Regions from separate parts of the Homo sapiens genome. Here all the other regions are linked to region 1. Evidence: read pairs that join two places in POLR2A ChIA-PET (ENCODE). Cell type or tissue: HepG2. All regions are shown on one strand. Links, peaks and the distances in the headings refer to the core of each region. The heading gives the core; the rest is flanking DNA.

What was found. ChIA-PET counts read pairs that join two places held together with the same protein. Peaks named below come from ENCODE experiments on the same cell type or tissue, not always from the same donor. Only the 100,000 strongest peaks of a DNase experiment are listed, where the experiment ranks them.
Region 2: POLR2A ChIA-PET joins it to region 1 with 5 read pairs; 1 of 35 experiments calls an interaction of 5 or more read pairs at or near these places.
Region 3: POLR2A ChIA-PET joins it to region 1 with 5 read pairs; 2 of 35 experiments call an interaction of 5 or more read pairs at or near these places.

Annotation. Positions count from the first base shown.
Region 1 is chr16:57,701,120-57,711,519 of GRCh38, forward strand. It overlaps DRC7 (dynein regulatory complex subunit 7), which reads left to right. Exons shown (of 19, transcript NM_001289162.2): 6 at 817-1,011; 7 at 3,757-3,915; 8 at 6,341-6,559. Among named protein-coding and RNA genes, the nearest start is that of DRC7, 12 kb to the left of the region's middle. In HepG2, for the core only: no CTCF peak of the experiment used is centred there; DNase peaks (open chromatin) are centred at 2,972 and 3,352; H3K4me3 peaks cover 1,372 bases.
Region 2 is chr16:57,631,230-57,638,263 of GRCh38, forward strand. The region is part of intron 1 of ADGRG1 (adhesion G protein-coupled receptor G1); the gene reads left to right. Among named protein-coding and RNA genes, the nearest start is that of ADGRG1, 6.1 kb to the left of the region's middle. RefSeq lists an enhancer at 1-517. In HepG2, for the core only: no CTCF peak of the experiment used is centred there; a DNase peak (open chromatin) is centred at 4,392; H3K4me3 peaks cover 675 bases.
Region 3 is chr16:57,509,021-57,514,020 of GRCh38, forward strand. CCDC102A (coiled-coil domain containing 102A) reads right to left here. Exons shown (of 9, transcript NM_033212.4): 9 at 3,161-3,850. The coding sequence ends at 3,721. Among named protein-coding and RNA genes, the nearest start is that of DOK4, 25 kb to the left of the region's middle. RefSeq lists enhancers at 1-14, 710-1,210. In HepG2, for the core only: no CTCF peak of the experiment used is centred there; no DNase peak of the experiment used is centred there; H3K4me3 peaks cover 954 bases; H3K27me3 peaks cover 662 bases.

The DNA.
Region 1 (10,400 bases), core at 144-5,143:
AGAAGGCTGACAAACAGGCATTGGCTATTCAAGCAGGGGCCTAGTATATCCTGGGGTTTTTGTAGTTTGCTGACCTAAGCCTATTCAAGGCACTTTGCCTTGGAAACGGATCACTGTGTACATGATTTCCTTCAATGGGATGTCAGGCACGGTCTGGGAAAAGGAAGCTCAGCCAGGCTCAGGGTACAGCCTCTCAGGGCCCCTAAGGGCAAACAGGCCTAGAGAGAGACAGCCACTTGCCTGAGGACACACAGCAAGCCTGGGCTTCTGGTTCCCACCTCTTTTCTCCTTTGCATTCAGAGCTTCCCTGCCATGGCTTCAAGCGGTACAGGAAAGAGAGAGGGGAGGCCCGGCTGCCCGTGGCCCTAACCCCATCTTTGGGCTTCTGACCAAATTCGTCAGCTTCTCCTTCAGAATAGAGGGAGGGAGGAAGAAAGGGCAAGGTCAACAGTGGAGAACTGATAAAGGGAGGAGGAGGAAAGGTGGGTATCGAAGGAAGGGGGAGCATTGGAGCAAAACAGTAAACTTACCAGTCAGAGGGCATTAGATCAGACACTCCTACAGTCCAGAAGGTTTCCCCCTATCAGGAAGTCCATAGCCCCTTCAAATGACAGGCAAATGTGAATGGCATGGTGTCTGGTTGTCATTCCATTCTTAGCAGGCTCCCTGACCCCACAAGGGTTAGGGGCCCAAAGCAGGTCCAGCCTGTGCATTGGTCCTGGCTCCCCACCCTGACAGGTGGTGGGCTGTGACCGGTGGGGAGGACAGGCTGGGGCAGCGGGGCCCCAGCTGTGCTGACCGTCCCACTGTGACCAGCCCTCGCACCTGTACTCCTCGACCACTGTGCTCAAGTACCAGAAGGGGAACTGCTTTGACTTCAGTACGCTGCTCTGCTCCATGCTTATCGGCTCTGGCTATGATGCTTACTGCGTCAACGGCTACGGCTCGCTGGACCTGTGCCACATGGACCTGACGCGGGAGGTGTGCCCACTCACTGTGAAGCCCAAGGAGGTATGGTCGGGCTTGAGCTGCCCGGGTTTCCCAAAGGATGAACATTCCCGGTGCTGTCGTGCCATCCTTAGAGACGTCCATCACTGCCGCCTCATCCCCAGCCCTGGCCACGCGGACACAGATCCCTCACCACCAGCCCTTCCGCTGCCCTGGAGTTCATATTTCAAACCACCAGTGATTTATGTCCTCGGTGTCTTAACACATCCAGCCCAGTTTTCCAAGCTGGCTGTTCTTCTCTGTCTGTTGTAACTCAGTTTTCAGCTACTATGCTCCCTGCTTGGTAAATTTTATGAATGCCACATAGCTTATATCTTAAGTCAAACGATTCCAAATTTACCCTATGCATTTGATAAAAATCCAGCCAGCCATTTTTATATAAGAAAATAGGCCAGGTGCGGTGGCTCATGCCTGTAATCCCAGCACTTTGGGAGTCCAAGGCGAGCAAATCACTTGAGGTCAGGAGTTCGAGACCAGCCTGGCCAACATGGCGAAACCCTGTCTCTATCAAAAATACAAAAAAATTAGCCACGCATGGTGGCATGTGCCTGTAGTCCCAGTTACTCAGGAGGCTGAGACAGGAGAATCACTTGAAACCCGGGAGGCAAAGGCTGCAGTGAACTGAGATTGCGCCATTGCACTCCAGCCTGGGTGACAGAGCAAGACTCCATCTCAAAAAATAAATAAAAGAAATAAAAAATAACAGACAAGTGAACAGACATTTGGTTCTCAGTCCCACACTCCCGAGGTAAAAAGCCTGCTTTTTTTTTGAGACAGGGTCTCTTCCACTCTGTCACTCAAGCTGGAGTGCAGTGGCATGATCTCGGCCCACTGCAACCTCAACCTCCTGGACTCAAGCCGTCCTCCTGCCTCAGCCTCCCAAGTAGCTGAGACTACAGGCGAGTACCACCACGGCCAGCTAATTTTGTTTGTTTTTTATAGGTTCTCACTATGTTGTCCAGGCTGGTCGTGAACTCCTGGACTCAAGCAATCCTCCCGCCTCAGCCTTCCAAAGTGCTGGGATTATAGGCCTGAGCCACCGTGCCTGGCCCTCAAGGCCCCTTTTTAATAGCAAAAAAAAAAAAAAAAAAAAAAAAAATCACCAACTGTTCAGTGGCTGGTGGCTGTGTTTTTAGATCTGCTCATTAAGATCTCCATAAGGACCACAGGCTGCTACAGACACAAGAAATACTCTGGAATGAATATCAGAATCACAAATGCATCTCTTTACATTTAGAAAATAGTCATGCTACAGACAGAAAATGCTCTTCATGAGGTGGATTAATTCCAGGACTCTGGGATCAGGGTCAGGCTCCTGTGGGTGTCCGCAGCTTGGAGATGGGGATCCAGGGACCTGAGGCATCCAGCAGGATCACTGTGTACCTGGGTTATACCTGGGTGAGCACCCAGGGACCCCAGGGTGGGTGCTCTGGTGGGAGAAGGGCGAGACAGAAGGGGAAGCACAAGAAGAGCCTTGCTCTCTCAGGCCCACCTCCCCAAGAGAAGATGGAGCACGAGCTCCGCCATGGCTTTTGGCTTCAAAAGCCTCTGGCTGGGCACGGTGGCTCATTTTGGGAGGCTGTAATCTCAGCATTTTGGGAGGCTGAGGCAAGTGGACCACTTGAGCGCAGGAGTTCCAGACCAGCCTGGCCAACATGGCAAAACCCCGTCTCTACTAAAAATATAAAAATTAGCTGGGTGTGGTGGTGCATGCCTGTAAACCCAGCTACTCGGGAGGCTGAGCCAGGAGAATCGCTTGAACCTGCAAGGTGGAGGTTGCAGTGAGCTGAGATCGCACCATTGCACTCCAGCCTGGGCAACAGAGGGATACTCTGGCTCCAAAAAAAAAAAAAAAAAAAAAAAGCCTCTGAGCTCCCACCCGGGCATCTCAGCTCTCAGCTCAGCCAAAAGCTTAATGATTAACATTATATCAATAACAAACAGATGCAGAGAACTTTCGGGTTTAAAATCCGCTTTCATGTCCATTGTGCTTGTTGCTCCCCACGATGGCCCAGTGTGGTAGATATTGTCACTTTTATGTTACAGATGAGTATGTTGATGAAATCAAAAGGTAACATAATGTGGCCAAAGTCACACAGCAGGAAAATGGAGACTCAGGGAACTTGAAACGCTGGAGATTCACTATTTCTCCTTCATGACTATCACAGGCCCACCTCTGCAGCCTCTGCAGTGCTCTTTCCTGGGAATACTTCTTGCCACTTAGCACACATTTGTAGACACGCAAGCGTACACACACACACACACACACACACACACACGGTTTCTTCTCCTTCCTGGCCCAGCAAACTGTTAAAGTCAACATATGAGGCCCTCCGATGACAAGATCTGAAAAATCCAACTCCTGACAATTCTCCCCACTTCTGGATCAGACCCAGGTCATGGCTAGGATGGGTGGTGAGGATTGAAGAGGAGAAAGCCACACCTCCTGAGCTCCTGGCCCTGACAGGTACCTCCCTCGGGCATTTTTTCTGTCTTTACTTCTCAGAAAGAGGCTGGGGAGAAAGTTCCTATTATTCTCACACCATGAACCTGAGATTCAGAGAAGTGAGAGGACCTCCCAAGGTCATGGAGCTGGAGCTGCATTTAGAGCCAGAAAGGCCACAGGCTACAGGAGTAGCTGCCATCCCCCGGTCTGAGGGACTGGCTGGGCGGGTCTCACCTCTTGGAGTTGCACATGTAAAGGGGGGATGCAGGGCCACTGACCCTTCCTCTTCTTTTGGGTGACAGACCATCAAGAAGGAGGAAAAGGTGCTGCCTAAGAAGTATACCATCAAACCCCCCAGGGACCTGTGCAGCAGGTTTGAGCAGGAGCAAGAGGTGAAGAAGCAGCAGGAGATCAGAGCCCAGGAGAAGAAGCGGCTGAGGGAGGAGGAGGAGCGCCTCATGGTGGGTCCTCAGCCCTGAATCCCCTGGGCTCAGCTATCGAGAAAGGACTGCTAGGGATGGGAAAAGAGGCATAGGTCATGGAGGGGATGTGTGTATGGACCCCCCAACTAGGTCCACCTCACAATCACCCCCAACCTCTACCTGGCCCTGCAGGAATCTCCCACTGGTGGTCAGCCAGCTTCTCATGATGGACTCCTAACATCAGGGCACTGTACTGCCTGGGGCAGCCCATTCTATGCTAGGCAGCTCTGGTGTCCTCTTTGCTCTAGACTCTTACTGGGGATATACCTGCATACACCCTCCCATCCATTCATCCTCCCATCTCTCCTCCCATCCATCCTCCCATCTCCCCTCCCATCCATCCTCCCATTCGCCAATCCATCCATCCATCCATCCTCCCATCCATCCTCTGATCTCTCCTCCCATTCATCCTCCCATCTGTCCATCTCCCATCCATCCATCCTCCTACCCAACCTTCCATCCATCCATCCTCCCATCCACCCATCCTCCCATCCATCTGTCCTCCCACCCACCTCCCATCCATCCATCCTCCCAACCATCCATTCTCCCATCTCTCCTCCCATCCATCCTTCCATCCATCCATCCTCCCACCCATCCTCCCATCCATCCATCTTCCCATCCATCCATCCATCCTCCCATTTATCCTCCCATCCATCATCCTCCCATCCATCCATCCTCCCATCCACCCTCTGATCTCTCCTCCCATCCATCCTCCCATCCATCCATCCTCCCATCCATCCATCCTCCCATTTCTCCTCCCATCCATCCTCCCATCCATCCATCCTCCCATCTATCCACCCTCCTACCCACTTATTCTCCCATCCATCCATCATCCCACTCATCCTCCCATCCATCCATCCATTCTCCCATCCATCCTCTCATCCATCCATCCTCCCATCCATCCTTCCATCCATCCATCCTCCCACCATCCTCCCATCCATCCATCCTCCCACCATCCTCCCATCCATCCATCCTCCCATCCACCCATCCTCCCATCCATCCATCCTCCCATTTTGCCTCCCATCCATCCATCCTCCCATCCATCCATCCTCTCATCCATGCTTCCATCCATCCATTCTCCCATCTTCCCATCCACCCATCTTCCCATCCACCCATCCTCCCATCCTCTCATCCATCTATCCTCCCATCCACCCATCCTCCCATCCATCCATCCTCCCACCCACCCTCCCATCCGTCCATCCTCCCAACTATCCATCCTCCCATCCATTCTCCCATCCATCCTCCCACCATCCTCTGATCCAGCCATCCTTCCTTCCATTTCTCCTCCAACCCATCCTCCCATCTGTCCATCCTCCCATCCATCCACCCTCCTACCCACTGTTCTCCCATCCATCCATTGTCCCACTCATCCTCCCATCCATCCATCCTCCCATTTCTCCTCCCATCCATCCATCCTCCCATCCATCCGTCCTCTCATCCATGCTTCCATCCATCCATCCTCCCACCCTCCCATCCACCCATCCACCCATCCTCCCATCCTCCCATCCATCCATCCTCCCATCCACCCATCCTCCCATCCGTCCATCCTCCCACCCACCCCCCCATCCGTCCATCCTCCCATCCATTCTCCCATCCATCCTCTCACCATCCTCCGATCCATCCATCCTTCCTTCCATTTCTCCTCCAACCCATCCTCCCATCCGTCCATCCTCCCATCCATCCACCCTCCTACCCACTGTTCTCCCATCCATCCATTGTCTCACTCATCCTCCCATCCATCCATCCTCCCATCCACCCATCCTCCCATCCATCCATCCTCCCATCCACCCATCCTCCCATCCATCCATCCTCCCCTCTCTCCTCCCATGCATCCTCCTATCCATTTTTCCTGCCATCAGTCCTCTCATCCATCCTGCCAGCCATCCTCCTACCCATCTCCCATCTCTTCTTCCAACTCCACACTCCTATCCTTCCTCCAATCCTCTTTCCCCACTCCCTTCTTTCCTTTCCTTCCATAGAGTATTCCTTGAGCTTCTTTTCTGGTCCAGACCTATTTATACATAACAATGAACAACAAGACAGTCACAGTTCTCTCAGAGGGAGGCAGATAAGAAAGGTACTTGGTCTCCCATTTCCTTTCTGTGGATGAAACCTCACCCAAAGTCATAACATATAAAGCCGGTAACCCCCAGATGCCCAGTGCCCCAAAGAGTCCGATTTGTAAACCACAGATCTAGTCAGACTCTCCCATTGTTTTGATTTTACAAATGGGCTCAGTGGTTGGGTGATGGGAGGGGAGATGGGCCGTCACACTCCGGTTGATGGTGCAGTCTACATCAGAACTCAGCTCTCCTGCTGGTTCCCCAGCCCCAGGGAGATGTCTGGGCCCCTGACACTCCTCTTCCAGCCATCTGACTCGTAGTCACCCACCTTTCCTTGGCAGGAAGCGGAGAAGGCAAAGCCGGATGCCCTGCACGGCCTGCGGGTGCACTCCTGGGTCCTTGTGCTATCGGGGAAGCGCGAGGTGCCTGAGAACTTCTTCATCGACCCATTCACAGGACATAGCTACAGCACCCAGGATGAGCACTTCCTGGGCATCGAAAGCCTGTGGAACCACAAGAACTACTGGATCAACATGCAGGATTGCTGGAACTGCTGCAAGGTGCCTAGGGAGGGGGAGCTGGGTGGGTGTGGCAGGCACAGTGCAGGTGATAGGAATAGAGGGAAGCAATGGCAGCCAGACCTTGGGGAGAGCGAGACACCAGGCCACGAGGGCTTTGAACCTTCTCCATAGCTGCGTCTCCATGGCCCACTCCCTTGCCCATGAATAACCATTCTGATACGATTATTGTCTCTCCTGATTTGTGTATCCTTCTAAAGTGTGGATTGTTTGAATGCATTTTTTAAAAACTCTATATTGAAGTGTAACCTACATGCAGAAAAGTACACTCATCCCATGCATACATACAGTTCAGTGAAATCCCACAAATTTAACACACCTTGGTTTCCTACACCCAGACCAAGAAATAGAATATTGCCCAAACCCCACAAAGTCCCTTTGCACAATTACTATCTTCCTCCAAATGTATTTTTAACTCACGTATGTGGCACTGGTACACACACGCGCCTACAAGAGGGTACAGAGGAGGTCACAATCCTAAGTGTACATACCATTGAATTATCACACACTGAACACACCTGTGTAGCCAGGACCATTAGAAGCCCCCTCATGTCTCCTCCTGGCCACCAACCCTACCATCGTCCCCAGAGTTAAGCACTATCTTGACTTCTAACGACATCCATTAGTTTCATCTGTTTTTGGAGTTTACATCAGTTGAATCACACAGTGATTCAATACTCTTACTCTTGGATTCCTTCACTCATTATGTTTATGAAATTCATTGTGGTTTTTTGTGTGGTTTGTTCATTTTCATTTTTTATTACTTTCCATTATTTGAATACACCAGAACTTATTTGTCCTTTCTACAGTTGCACATTGAGACTGTGTCCAGTTTGGGACTATTTTGAATAATGCCGCCATGAATATTTGTATACATATATTTCAGTGAACACATACACACATTTCTGTTGGGTAACTACTGAGGGGTGGAATCGCTGAGTCACAGGGTGGGCACATACTCAGTTTTAGTAGATACTGCCCGATTTCTCAAGTGATTGCATCCATTTACACTCCCACCAGCAATGTATGAGGGTTCTCAGAGCTCCATCCACATCCTTGCCAATACTGGATACTTTCTTTTCCATTTTAGCTATTGTAGTGGACATGTAATGGTATTGCACTGTGGTTTTATTTAATGCAATTGATTTTTGGCTGAGTGTGGGGGCTCACACCTGTAATCCCAGCACTTTGGGAGGCTGAGGAGGGTGGATCATTTGAAGTCAGGAATTCAAGACCAGCCTGGCCAACATGGTGAAACCCCGTCTCTACTAAAAATACAAAAAATAGCCAAGTGTGGTGGTGGGCACCTGTAATCCCAGCTACTTGGGAGGCTGAGGCAGAAGAATTGCTTGAATCTGGGAGGCGGAGGTTGTAGTGAGCCTATATTGCGTCACTGCACTCCAGCCTGGGCGACAAAGCAAGACTCTGTCTCAAAAAAAAAAAAAAAAAGCAATTGCTTTTTGCAAACTGTTCACATATCCAGTAAGTTTTAAACCTGCTTATTCATTTTAAAAATTAATCTGTAAAGACTTTGGGGTTTTCTGCATATACAATCAGTTCTATAGCTGAATGATGGCCGTTTTGTTTCTTCATTTTTAATCCTTATACTTTTTCATTTCTTTTTCTTGTTTTATTTCTCTGGTTAGTACATCCAGTATAATGTCAAATTGAAGTGGGGATTCTGAACATCCTTGTCTCAGTCCTGATTCACAAGTAACGCCTTAGTATCATAACATTTCACTATTTGTGTGATGTTTATCTTGACTGTAGGGTTTTTATAGCTAGCTACCCTTTATTTAACTAAGGGATTTCTTTCTCAGTTCACTAGCAGGTTTTTTTTTAATCAAACAAAATTTGTTTATATCAAATGTTTTTTTCATCTATTAAATGATCATAATTTTTTCTTCTATTAAGTGGTAAATTAGACTGATTGTGTTCCCCCCTTTTTAAAATTGAGGTGTAATTGACATAACATAAATCCACTAAAGTGCACAAGTTAGTGGCTTTTAGTATATTTACAAGATTGTGCAACTATCACCACTATCTAATTCCAGAATTTTTTCATCACCCCAAAAGAAGATTTTTATTTTTGAGACAGGGTCTTCCTTTGTTGACCAGGCTGGAGTGCAGTGATGCAATCACGGCTCACTGCAACCTCTGGACTCAAGCAATTCTTCCACCTCAGCCTCCCGAGTAGCTGGGACTACAGACTGCAGGCATGTGCCACTATGCCCAGCTAATTTTTGTATTTTTTATAGAGACAAAAAATGGGTTTTGCAATGTTGCCCAGGTTGGTCTCAAGCAAGCCACCCACCTTGGCCTCCAAAAGTGCTGGGATTACAGGCTTGAACCACTGTCCCGGGCCCCAAAAAGAAGATTGTGGTTGAGATTATACTGGATCCATAGATCAATTGAGAGAGAACCGTTTTCTTAACAATATTGAATTTTTCACCCATGAACCATGGTATCTCTCTTCAGTTATTTAAGTCTTTTAAAATTTCTATCAGCAACATTTTGTAGGTTTCAGTGTACAGTTCTTGCACATCTTTTGTCAGATTTATTCCTAAATATTTCGCTTTTTGATGCTATGATTTTTTTAAATTTCACCTTCTGACTATTCTTTGTTAGTGAATAGAAATGCAGTTGATTTTTACATATTGATCTTCTATCCTGAAATCTTCCCAAATTCACTTATTTGCCCTAATAGCCTTTGCGTGGATTCCATCAATGTTTATACAGATAATTATGTTATCTGTGAATAAAAACAGTTTTACTTCTTTTCCCATCTGGATGCTTTTCTTCCCTTATCACACTGGCTGGAATCATCAGTAAATGTTAAACAGAAGTGATGAAAGCAAACCTGTTTATTCCTGATCTTACGGAGAGCATTTAGTCTGATACCATTAAGTATAGTATTAGCCACAGGTTTCTCTTATTGGTTCCCATTATCAAATAAAGGAAGTTTTTCTCCAGTCCTAGTTTGCTGAGAGTTTTTTCAGAAATAGATGCTAGATTTTTGTCAAATACTTTTTCTGAGTCTATTGAGATTATTATGATTTTTCTTTTTTAGTTTATCTACATGGTAAGTTACTTGGATTGATTTTGAATGTTAGACTAACCATGGTTTTCCTGGGATAAACCTCATTTCATTGTGATGGTTAAATCTTTTATATATTATTGGTGTTGAACTGAAAATTTTGCTTAGAATTTCTGTATCTTTGTTGAAGAGAGATATTGTTCTGTAGTTTTCTTAGAATATATTTGCCAGGTTTTGGTATCACAGTAATGCTGGCCTCATGGAATGAGTTGGGAAGTTTCCCTTTTCTTCAGTTTTCTGGATGAGTTTCTGTAGAATTGGCATGATTTCCTTTGTACGTTTGCTGGACTTCACAAGTGAAGCCATCTGGGGCTGGAATTTTCTTTGTGGAAGGATTTTAAGGTACAAATTCAATAGGAAGACTCAAGCTGTTTTTGAGTGAGGTTTGGTGTTTGTATCTTTCAAGAAATTTGTCCATTTCATTTGTTTTCAAATTTATTGTTATGAAAGTGTTCAAAATAGCTCCTTATTTTCCTTCTAATATGTTAAAGTCTTTAGTGACATTACCCCATTCATTCTTAATATTGGTAGTTTGTGTGTTCTCTCTTTTGCTCCTGATCAATCTGGTTAGAGGTTTATCAATTTTGTTGCTCTTGATGCAGGGGCAGGCCCCAAAATCAGGGCTTTGCCAGTGAGGATTCGTGGCTTTTTCCAGGAAAGAATTCAAGGGCAAGCTGGTGGTGTTAGAGGCAACTTTACTTGAAGTGGCAGCGTACGGCAGCAGCA
Region 2 (7,034 bases), core at 2,025-7,024, 68 kb before region 1:
GGTTGGCCTCCTGGCAAGGCCCAGCATGACAAAGGCAGGTAAGAGGAGTGGGCAGGACAGCCATGGAGGGACCACTGCGGACCGTCCTCCAGCCGGACTGGGATGCGGGTTCCGCCATCCTGTGCAGAAGCTGTGTGCAGGTGGGGTCTGGGGGGCTGTGCCATTTCAGGGATGCAGGATGGGCTTCCATGTGGCAGGGCTCCCAGGGAGGCCATGGAGGAGGCCGTGGGGAAGTCGGGTGGAAGTAGGGAGGAGAGGGGAGTGTGACAACAGAGCCCCAAACCCCAGCACCACCTCCTCCTCCCAGACTGGAGCTTGATCAGGGCTCAGCCCCCGTCCCCATGCTGGGGGTGGCCCTGTGGACCCCGCCTTCTGACTCACAGCAGATGGGGACATCATGTGAGCAAACCCAGCAGTCAGGGGTGACCAGACACAGCAACTGGGCAGATGGCAAATGGGGGGCGGGGCGGGCTGGCACAAAGGGGTCTCTCAAACCGGGTGGGGCGGGGCTGTGGCACGGCCTCAGCCTCCCAGGCCTCCTTTCTCCTGAGCCGTCACTTGGCTGAGACCCTGCCCCTCCTCCTGTCTCTGGTGCCCCATCTGGGGCTCCTTGAGGCCCCCAGGGGAGCCCTGTAGATTCTGGTCTTAGGTCTGGACTGCTGGGTAGAGGGGCCAAGGGTTGGGGAGTAGGAAGGGACACACATTTTCTGACCACTGCCCAGTGCCAGCCTGCCCTGGCAGGAGGTCAGCTAAGCCCCAAACTCTCCCTGGTTCCCTGATGGCTCAGCCTGGATGGGAGCAATCCTGGACCTTCCCTGACCTCAGATTCTGCCAGGCCCTGGGCTCAGTGCCTTGCACACGACACCCACTTTTCAGATGAGGACATTGAGGCAGGGGAGGCTTACCCAGTGAGCAACCCCACATCTTTGGGGATCCAGAATTTGGGCTCTTGTCCCTTGGTGGAGAGGAGGCTCCTCAGCCAGCCAGGCACATGCTCGTGTCTTGAACCCTGCCCCTGCCACTGCCAAATCCACGCACCTGTAGGGTGACAGGGCCCGTAGAGACAGCAAGGGTGGCTTGCCCAGGGAGAATCTTGGCTTTGTTTCTCTCTGGTTGTGGGAACATGGGCCTGTGCCTCGGTTTCCTCATCTGTAAACTGTGGATCACAATCACATCTGCTTCAGAGGCTATTATGAGCATGAAGAGAGTTGATAGAGGAAAGCATATGGGAAAGTGCCTTTCCCATACGTGGGAATGTTAAGCCTTTTTTTAATACCTCTCCCATTGGACAGATGGCTGTATTGAGGCCCAGAGATAACCTGAAATAACTGTGAGCACTTCTCCCTGCCCCCGCTACTGCTGGGAGAGCTGCGGCCACCTGGACACCAGTGGCGCTCACTCACCCACCTCCAGCCTGACTCGTGCTTTGGTGAGGAGGCCAGTGTGGTGGGCGTCGGGCTCCCGAGCTGGCGCCTGCGCAGGCTCAGGCAGTTTGTGGTATGCTTGGCAGTTCCAGGCAGAGATAAAAGCTCAGCCCCGGAGGAGCTGGCATGCTTCCGGGCACCGGTGGACAGGCCTCTCTGCATTAGTGGGAGATGGCCTGGCGGTGGGGAGATGGCCTTGCTGTCCAAGAGCCAGCCCAACCCTGGTGGCCTGAAAAGTTCTGCGGTGAATGGCTCTGGCTTGGCTTCCCAGACTCGGGGCCACTTACACCAACTGCAAAACAAGGAACAGTGAGATAGAGAGCCGCCTCTGCCACCTCCCAGGCCCTTTCCCCTCCCGTCCCCAGGTCTCTGTCCTCCTAGTACCCCCAGCCTGGATGCTCAAGGCCCATGGGGGAAAGCTGACTTTTGAGAGGAGCTGTGGAGACTTGCATTCCACTGCCAAAGATGACAGCTTCTCTGGACCCGTTTCCCTGCCTGTAAATGGAGATAACAATACATCCCTTTGCAGGGTTGCTGTGGAATTTGGGGCAAAAGTGGCTGCAAAGTATGTACCTAGCACAGTGCATGACTTCAAGAGGTTCTCCCTAAACCTCAGCTGGAGGTTTAATCTTCCAGGTCATGGGCTCATTGACTTAGGCTCAAATCCTTGAAAAATGACTTAGAGCAAGCGGCTGAATTTCTCACAACTTCATTACTTGGGCTGTGAAAGTCTCTGATACCTAAATGCGGCTTTGTGGGGATGAACCGAGACAGCCACACGTCATAGGGGCTCATGAGACGCAGACCCTGTCCCCAGCTGTCCCAGACCTTTGCTTTTCCATCCCTCAGCCAGGCTGCCCCCTAGGAGAGGCAGCACGAGGTGGGCTGTTAGGGGTGTGGGCTCTGGGGCTGCCTGATTCTGTCCCAGCTCTACTGGCTGTGTGGCCTGGGACAGGTATATTAACCTCTCTGTGCCTCGTCTTCCTAATTGTAAACATGAGGCTGGTAATGGCATCCTGAGAGGATTAAGTGAGCCTCTGTATTTTAAGTGCTGAGTGCAGGGCTGGGCACACCTCAAGTGCTATTGTAATTGCCCCTTCTGGGCCATGACCAAGCCTTGTTCTTAGAGAGCATTGGAGACTTTATCCGGAACAATGGTGCCATCCTCCCAGGATGTTACCGGGAAAACCACCAATCCTGTGACAGCTTCCCCTTTGGACATGCCCATTCCTGGGGTCTTGATCTGCTGCCCCGAGGCATTGTCCAGCCTGGGACTCCTTCATGTTCCCCAAGACCTGAGACCTGACCCAGGTTTTGGAGTGAGTTAATGTGACCCTGGGCTGGGGAGCTGAGCTGGAGCCATTACCCACAGAACCGCCGACCTTTCAAAGGACCAGAGGCCATGGCCCTAGCCCTGGAGAGGAGGCCTGGGTTCCAGTCGAGCTGGTTTCCTGGGACAGAACAGCACTGTGGTCACTTCTCTGCTGGGTGAGTTCACCCTAGGCCCCTGGGAGCTAGGCTGAGCAGCTGACCCCTTCTGGGTCCTTGGCTGAGTCTGGGCCTCAGGGTGTGGCTCTGTGGCTGGCACCCTGGGTCTCGGACCCTGTGGCAGGGGGTCAGACAACTGCCCAGACCCACCTGCTTTGATGGTGACAGATGCTAGGGGTGAGCCCAAGGGGCTGGCAGGGGCCCCTGAGTCATGCTCAGCCCTGTGCCCTCTGCCCACTGCTCCTCTGCTGTGTCACCATCTGGGCACGGGCCAAACAGTTCAGGGGCGACTCACAGCCCAAACTTCCGCCCCTGGGGCATACACTTCACTGCCTACAAAGACCCTCATTCAATCTTGAGTGCTGCTGGCCCTCTAAGACTTGAAACTTTATCCACATTTCACAGATGAGGAATCAGGCCCAAGAGCTCGGAGCAGTCAGTGGTAGCAGAGCCCGAACCCAGTCTCCTGCCTCTTAGCCTGGACTTTTCCCCAGAGTACCACAGATGGCCATTCCCATGATAGGTAGTGAGTTCCCCACCTTTGTAGGTGTTCAAGTGTGGCAGGGGCGTTGCAGAAGCAACTTTGGCATCGCATGGGGCTCCTCTTCATGGCTGCTTCCAGCCCTGAGCTTTCCTAGCCTTGGGGGAGATGGGCACCCAATTCCCACATTCCCCGGAGTCGCTATGTCCTTAAGCATCACATGGGTCTTTCTAGCCGCATCAGGCCATGCTTGTGGGCAGGTGGTGCCTCTATCTAGAAACCCTCTTCATAGCCTGGCTGTCTGGCAAGGTTCTTCCAAGGAACCTCCACCATGAAAGCCATGAATGCATCTTCAGAGACCCCTGTCCATGTGTAAATAGCTCAGTGGGCTGGATGGGAGGGAGCAGAGGGGGAGAGGGACCCAGCTGAAGAGGACTGGAGTGAACAGGGAGAGGCTGAGGGAGGTCAGGAGGGCAGGACACCCACCTCCTGAATCTTCAGGACCCCTTGCTCTCCCTTATCCAACAGGCTTGAACCTGAATAGGGGCATTCCTGACCCCATGGCACTTCCCCTGCCCCCCACCTGCCTAGAGCCATGGGCAGTGGGCAAAGCTGGAAGAAACCCTCGTGCACAGCTTCCTCAAAGCTGTACTTATCCTATGCCATGGCTGTCCTGGCCACACCTTCTGGGGGACTCTGCCACCTGTGTGCACACCTAGGGGACCAGGTGCACACGGTCTGTCCTCCAGCTCCTCTCCTGCCTGCCTCCTGGCACCTTAAGTGGAGGTGGTGGGAGCTGGGACCAGTGCAGCACCCTTGCCAGCCATGGTGGGGGAGGACAGCCAGTGTCTCTTCATGGAGATCCTGCAGCAGGTGGTGGCATGCCCCAGGGTCCCGTCTCTGTCTACCTACCTGGGTTTGGGAAACTGGAGTCAGAACCTTTAGTGATTGCGATCTAGGAAGGACGGTAGTGTTTGCAAACCACGTGAGCACAGGAGTGAGCAAGGTCCAACCCCGCCCCTGTTCCCTGGGCCGTGAGGCTTTGGGCCCTGTGGCTCAGCCCCTCTGAGCCTCCCTTTCCCTCTCTATGGAGTAGCTGCTGCCGACTCTCCATGTCGTTGCCAGGGCATGCAGGACAACAGAGGCAGCCCAGGGAAAGGAGTGCACCATGCTCCTTTGGATCCAGTTTTACGAGCTCTGTGTCCCTGGGCAAGCTCCGTGTCCCTGTGTCCCTGCTATAAAATGGGAATGATAGTACCTCCTCATAGAGTGGCCCTGGAAGCATGGGAGGCCAAGTGCATATCCTATGGTTTGCACTTGTACGTGGCTCCCTGCCCTGCCCCAGCTCTGCCTCGTGAGTCTCTGCAGACTAGTCCTCGGGACACACCCCACCCCCAGCCTGCTAGATCGCAGGACCCCATGGCCATAGGCACGTGCCCTTTCTCCTCCTTGCTTGACCTTGGAGAGCCCATGGGGAGCCCAGGTGGGAGCTTGGGGTCTGCAGCAATGGGAACGGGACCCACTTTTCTTTGCACATCTGCTACCTGGGCTCCCCTTAGGCCCGAACCACAGGAGTGGGCCTTTGAGGGTCTTGGGGGTGGTAATTTTGCTTTAATGTAGAGAGAAAATCCAAGGTTCAGTGCTCACAGATTCAGATGGAATCTCAGACATCTTCTAATCCAGCAGCCATTAAAGCTGTCTGTGGCCCCAGTGGCATAGGAAAGGCATGCGCTCCCAGGCTTCCATGCTGTGGGACTTCTCAGAGCCTTTATCGGGAAAACAAAGGGGAGTTTGCCTTGTGTTTCAGATCCTATCAGGCTATGCACAGTCTTGGGAACCGTTCTCTGGCCAAGCAGCCGGCAGAGGTGTGTGTGCTCCTGATCCTGTTAGATGCTGGAGAGTGGAGATGGCTCAGTGCTTGAACCCTCTCCATCCCCTATCCCCTACCCCTCACATAGCCTGAGTGGCACTTTTGGGTTGGATCTTCTAGATCTTCTATCAGGAATGGCTATCTAGTATCTATCAGGAATGGCTCCTTTTGGGAAGAGGTGTGGAGCCTGCCTGCCCTGGGTTAGAGTCCCAGCTCCGTCTCAGTCTTCATTTACTCATCCAGCAGTCACTGGGGATCTTCTATGGACCAGGCACTGTGCTAGGTACTGGAGATGCAGGTGGTGAGCAAGACAGGTGAGACAGCAAAGCTGAGCAAGGGATAACAGGTAAGCAAATGGCAGAGTCATGTCAATGTTGGGTGCCAATACGGGTAATAAATCACATGGAAGCGAGTGATGGATACGGAAGATAATTTTAATTGGGTGGTCATGGAAGGCTTCTCAGAGGAAGGGACATTTGAGTTGAGGCCTGAGAAGGAGGCAGTCAGGGAAAGGGTCCTGGAAAGGATGTGCTATGCTGAGGGAAAAGTGCACGCAAAGACCCTGAGGTGTGTCTGAGGACAGAAGTCTAGAGTGGCTGGAGTTGGCGACTGCAAGGAAGGGATGGGGTGGCGTAAGGCTGGGGGACGGGAGTAGGCTTGTGGTCACTGGCTTGTGATTTCAGCAGTCCTGCTGCTCCCTGAGCCTCAGTTCTCTGACTTACAAAATGAGCTTCATCATTTCAGTCCCCGCCCCGACCCTGGTCGGGAATGTTGTAGGTGTGAAGTAAGACAGTGCTTTGGCTTTTGGCTCTGGGCAGCAATGAGCTATTGCAGTTATTTTTATTATTACTATGAGTGGGATGTTTAGGGACTATGGGTGGGGCTGGGGAAGCTGTGCCTCTGTTTCTCCGGGTTGCTGTTGTAAGTGAGTGCCAAGTGTATGTAAAAGGCGTGGTGTGCCTCGTCTGTACCTCCCCCCAGGTCCCCTGAACCACAGCCCCTTGCCAGCTCCCTTTAAGCACAGGATCCTTTGATGCAACAGAGGCCGCCTTCTCCGGCCAGCAAGCCTTGTGAGCCTTTCCGGGAGAAGGTTTCACCAGAGAACAGCAAGTCCTTTCTTTGCTTTCTTTTCCTCTTCCTCCGGGGGCCAAAAATAGGGCCTGAATGGGACCCAGCTCTGGGCCTGCAGTGAGACAATAGCAGCCTCCTGACTGAAGCTGCCTCCTGGCTCTGCTCCACGGAGGGGCGGGGGAGAAGGGGAGTTGCAGAGACACCATCCCCTCAGCCCCAAGCCCCTGCTGCCTTTCCCATGGCCTCTGCCAGAAATCATCCCAAAGCCCCTTCCTCTGTTGGACTCCCCTCAGAATGTGATTGCCAGTGGGGTTCCCCACTTGTGCTCTGAGAAAGTGCTTGTAGCTGGTTGACTGAGACCCCAGGACCTTTTGCACCCCTGAGCAACCCCACCCTATCTGCTGGCCTGGAACCGAAAACCTCGGTGGGGGTTCTAACCCCTGGTTCTTTTCTGTGCCCTGTCTGGGGCGTACCACAGTTTTTATGTCCTTTTCCCTTTGACTCAGTGGGTATGAAAAACTTAGAGATCAAAGGAATGTGCCCTCTTGGAAGAGAGCGAGCTCCCTGTCACTGGAGATGTTCAAATAAAGTTGGCTGAGCATTGAACGTGGGGGAGAGTTAGGGATTAGCCAAGTGCCAGATGGACAACTGGTCTTGATAGCTTCATGTCCCAGAGAAAATCTCCATTTAAATTCCATAC
Region 3 (5,000 bases), core at 1-5,000, 190 kb before region 1:
CAACAACAACAACAACAAAAAACAGCTGGGCGTGGTGGCACATGCTTGTAATCCCAGCTACAGGGAAGGCTGAGGCAGGAGAATCTCTTGAACCTGGGAGACAGAGGCTGCAGTGAGCCGGGATTGTGCCCCTGCACTCCAGCCTGGGTGACACAGACACACATTGTCTCAAAAATAATAATAATAAATAAAAACAATAAAGGAGTGTGGGCTCTGGCCGGGATCCCAGTTTCATGTCTAGTCAGCTGTGTGGCCTTGGAACAATCACTCCATCTCTCTGAGCCCCTGGATCCTCAGCATAAAATAGGATGATGATGGTGACACCTACCGCGTGTGGCTGTTGGGAATGATCAGTGAGACGATGCCTGTGAGGCACAGTGGGGTGGGAGGGGCGCTCAACACATTCTAGCTGTTCTTGGCAGTCACCCCTGGAGTGACCAGGAGCCTGCAGGGGATCAGAGCCCGCGAGTGACATGTGCTCTTGGCCTGGCTACATCTCATGCTGGCGGGCTCAGCACCTCCCCTCTCTCTGTTTCCTTACTTGCTCAAAGAGAAACTGGACTAAGCCCGAGGAAAAATCTTCAAATGCCTCCAAGAGTGGGGCAGTAATTTAAATGAGTGAGGGCAGTGCAGGGGAAGGCTGCAGGGAGTGGTGGGGACTGCGGTGCCCAGGGTGCCTGTGTCCCACCCCAGGGAGGAGCCTCCTCTCAGCCCAGCAGCTGTAGCCATGTGGGAGTGAGTCCACGCTGGTCAGAGATGCTAACTTCTCAAGAGAGGGAACCCCATGGCTTTGTGGGAAAACCTCCCATTACTAATGTTAGCAACGCATTAAATACTTTTTAAAGTATCAAATGAGGCAAAGCTAATGCTTCTTTGGGCAGTGGCCACCATGAACACTAGGTGACTTTCTCTGCAGGTAAGCTGGGGAGCCACAGAAGGGCTGTGAGCAGAAGCAGCACACGTTCCAGGCTGGGACCATCTCCAAGCCCTATCTGCAACCGTCCCTCCCCTCCCGAGGCCTGTTTTCTTGTGTACCATGGAGGTGGGAAGCCAGACCCTCTCCTTGCTGACATTCTTAGGAGCAGTCTGCCTGGGAGATAGGGGCTGTAATGAGGCCCCTGCTCAGTGCTATCTCACAGGTGGTGCCAGGGAGTCTGGGGGAGCCTGGCCACGCCAGACAGGGTCTGCTCTGTGTCTGGGAATGGCAGGTCTGGCAGGTCCAGCCGGAGGTGGCTCTTAGAGCTAGTGTCAGTGAGGGCCTGGCTCCTGCCTCCTAGCTCTTCAGGGTCAAAGGGCAGCACTTTCAGCCTTTTCTGGGACCAACTTCCTATTTGGGAGAGAAAGCAGACAGATCCCTGGCAGGAAATGACCTTCTTCTCAAAGCCCTGTTTTCCACTGGCGCTGACTTTCCACTGGCCACAAAGCAGGAGTCCCCGTGGTTGTCTCACTCAGCCTCCCCATCCCCCTCAGAGCCCAGGGGCTTTGCCATGGCAGCAAACCCACCTCGCTAACATCATTAATTTAGTGTTGGCAACAGAAAATTTTTCAGTGCCCTTATTTATTAGCGCCCAGCTGGGCTCCTGGGTCTGCCTCTCTCCTCTTCACAATCCCCAGAGCTCCTGGTGACCCTGAGACCCAGCACCAGGTGTCCCTGGTGTCCCTGGGACAGCTCTGAGCATTGTGGCCTCATGGCTCCCTCTTAACTAGGCCACACCGAGAGAAAATCATTTAGTGCAGCTCTCCCACCCCTAGCAGGCAGCCCCTTTGTCAACCGAATTTAACTGCTCTTTGGGGCCAGGCTGGAGCCCTAGCCTCTCCTTGCACAGCCCTAAACACAGGGAGCTCACCACCTTCTTTATGCTAGAATAATCCTGGCAACGCTTCCTTCTGCAGAAAGCAGGCCCGGGTACTGAGAATTTACCTAAAGGGTCCCATCAAAAGAGCAGATGCCCCGAAAGCCACTTTGACTGTGAAAGATCAAAAGTGTATGCTACCGTGTTTCTTTTTTTTTTGGAGACAGAGTCTTGCTCTGTCGCCCAGGCTGGAGTGCAGTGGTGCAATCTCGGCTCACTGCAAACTCCACCTCCCGAGTTCAAGCGATTCTTCTGCCTCAGCCTCCCGAGTAGCTGGGATTACAGGCGCCTGCCACCAGGCCCGGCTAATTTTTGTATTTTTAGTTGGGACAGGGTTTCACCATGTTGGCCAGGCTGGTCTTGAACTCCCGACCTCAGGTGATCTGCCTGCCTCAGCCTCCCAAAGTGCTAGGATTACAGGCATGAGCCACCATGCCCAGCCTGCTACCATGTTTCTAATCACTGTTACCATCAGATTTAACATAAATCTGCTGGTTATAGAAGGTATAGAAATTAAATACCAAAAATAAAACTGCCTGTAATTTCGCTATGTAGGGCAGGGCTGGGGGGAAAAAAAGGGTTTGTAATTTATTGTGTCCACATCTACCTCTAGGTAAACTTCCATCAATACTTGAACTTCATCCCCTGCGCCCACCTGGCAAATCCCTCCTCTCCAGGGAAAACTTTTAGGTATTTAATATAACTAACCTTTACCGAGCTCTGGGTTAACCTATCTAATTCTTGTGACAGCTCTGAGACATCTTATAAATGAAGAAACTGAGGCTCAGAGAGGGCAAGTAACTTCCCAGAGGTTGCACAGCTAATAAGGGGCAGAGACATGAATCCATCGGGTGCCAGAACTGAAGTCTCTAGAGTAGGCATGCACTGTACTTTCTTCCTCCTCGCCACAGGAGTGGATACCAGACTGCTCAGCAGCTCAGATGTTTATTCATTCATTCTTTGTGGGGTTTTTTTTGAGACCGAGTCTTGCTCTGTTGCCCAGGCTGGAGTGCAATGGTGTGATCTCGGCTCACTGCAACTCCCACCTCCTGGCTTCAAGCGATTCTCCTGCCTCAGCCTCCTGAGTAGCTGAAATCACAGGCAATCAACACCATACCCGGCTCATTTTTGTGTTTTTTTTTTTTTTTTTTCATTTTTGTGTTTTTAGTAAAGACGGGATTTGGCCATGTTGCCCAGGCTGGTCTTGAACTCCTGGGCTCAAGCAATCTACCTGCGTTGGACTCCCAAAGTGCTGGGATTACAGGTGTGAGCCACCGTGGCTGGCCTCATTCATTCATTCTTTCTTCTTCACATTCACTCATTTATTAAGTTACTTGACATTCCTGAGCTCTGGTTCAGCGTCAGGTGCAGGCCGATGCCGTCCCCCACAACCCCCGCCCACATCTGCCATACTTTCAGATGCCCCAAGAACTTGAACTTCATTTATTACAAATAACTGGGTTCACTGCATTGTATGATGAACAGCGAAGCCTAGAGAGGCAGCCCAGGGTGGGGCTCCAACAACTGCCCCCAACATGCCCAGCCCTGCATGAAGTCCTGGGTGGGTGAGGTCATCTGGACTGGGCCTTGGAGCTGTCCTGTATTTATAAAACCAAATGGGTCCAAAGACTTCTGGGTGTGCGCGCGCGCGCGCGCGTGTGTGTATATATATATATAAAACATAGGCTTCCTTTCCACAGGGCGTTGGTAGGTGGGACTGTTGACGCCATCCCTGGGAGAGAAGAAAGTCGGCTGTGGCAGGGACTGGTCCCAGAGTGAGCCTAGGCACTGCATCAGTTTGAGTGGCTGGTTAGCCTGGACCCTGGGCAGGTATGGGGCGGCCCATCCTGCCCAGCCACAGGAAGCTCTAGGCCACCTGGATTTGCAGGTCCTCGTCCTCGTCCAGGTCACTGGTTCCATCCTCGGCCTCCTCGGTGCCAAAGCGAGCACTGCGGATCTTCCCGAAGAGGGGAGCGTTCTGCTGCTGCCTGCGGAGCCTGTGGGGTGGGGGTGACAGGAGGTTAGAGCAGCCTGGCTGGTAGTCCCCCGATAAGGTGGCTGCAGCTGGTGCTGGAGCAGTTAAGCCTTCCCTGGTGCTTTCCCTGCTGTCTCATCTCCTGTAATCTCCTTATATGATAGAAGTGCCATTATCACCCCCATTTTACAAGCAAGGAAACCGAGGCACAGAAAGGTGAAGTCATTTGCTCAAAGTCACACAGATGGTGGGGAGTGGGGCAGAGCTCTGAACTGAAGTGGGTGGTGCCAGAGCAGCTGGGCGGTTAGAGAGGTGAAGGAGCTGGCTCAAGGTCATGCTGCAGGATTTGAACCCAAGCCTGGCTCTCAGAGCACAGGCAGCAGAGTTGGTTGGTGTGACAGTGCAGGGTGGGCTGAGCCCTCTACATTCCCAGTGTCAGTGAGAAAGGGCTCAGCCCTAGTTCTTCCTCACATTAAAATTCCTAAAGTCAAAATTTACGAGGAAAACTTTGAGTCTAAGAAGAGCTGGTGAAGGAAATGCCGATCCCTCCCCCAACCCCCCAGCAAAGTGGCCGCCCCGGCTGCATCTTACTGGAAGACATGAATTATTAACACGTAAGGGAGGGGCACAGGCGGGGGCCTCCATTACTGCACAGTGATTTAGTGAGCTGTCCCCGGAACATTAAAGCACAAAAAGTTGGAAAATAAAACGACACAGCGGTCCTGGGTGGCCCCACCCTCCCCGATGGAAGCACTTGAGAGGCCCAGCAGGGCCTGCCTGCCCACTTCTGGAGTTTATGGCTCCTGAACAATGTGACCCAGACTGCGGGAAAGCCCCAAGGCTAAGTGGTCTTTTGAAGGGTGTGTGCTGCAGGGTCAGAGCAGGCAGAGCCAGCCAGGCATGGGTCCTGACTTGGGCCCACGCCTGGGCCCCTGCACAACACTTTATGGGCGTCATCCCAGGCAGATGGGGAAATCGAGGCTCAGTTTACCATGGCACAATAGCTGTTAGGTCTCTGCAGCCCATTCTCTAAGCCACAAGATCTCAGCAAACAGCAGCATATAGTAAATGCTCAATAAATAAGGGCTTGGATGGCTGATGGCCAGGGGTGATTCTGCCTGGCCACCCACCAACTGTGTGGCCATGGAAAGACTTACCCTCTTGGGCCTTAG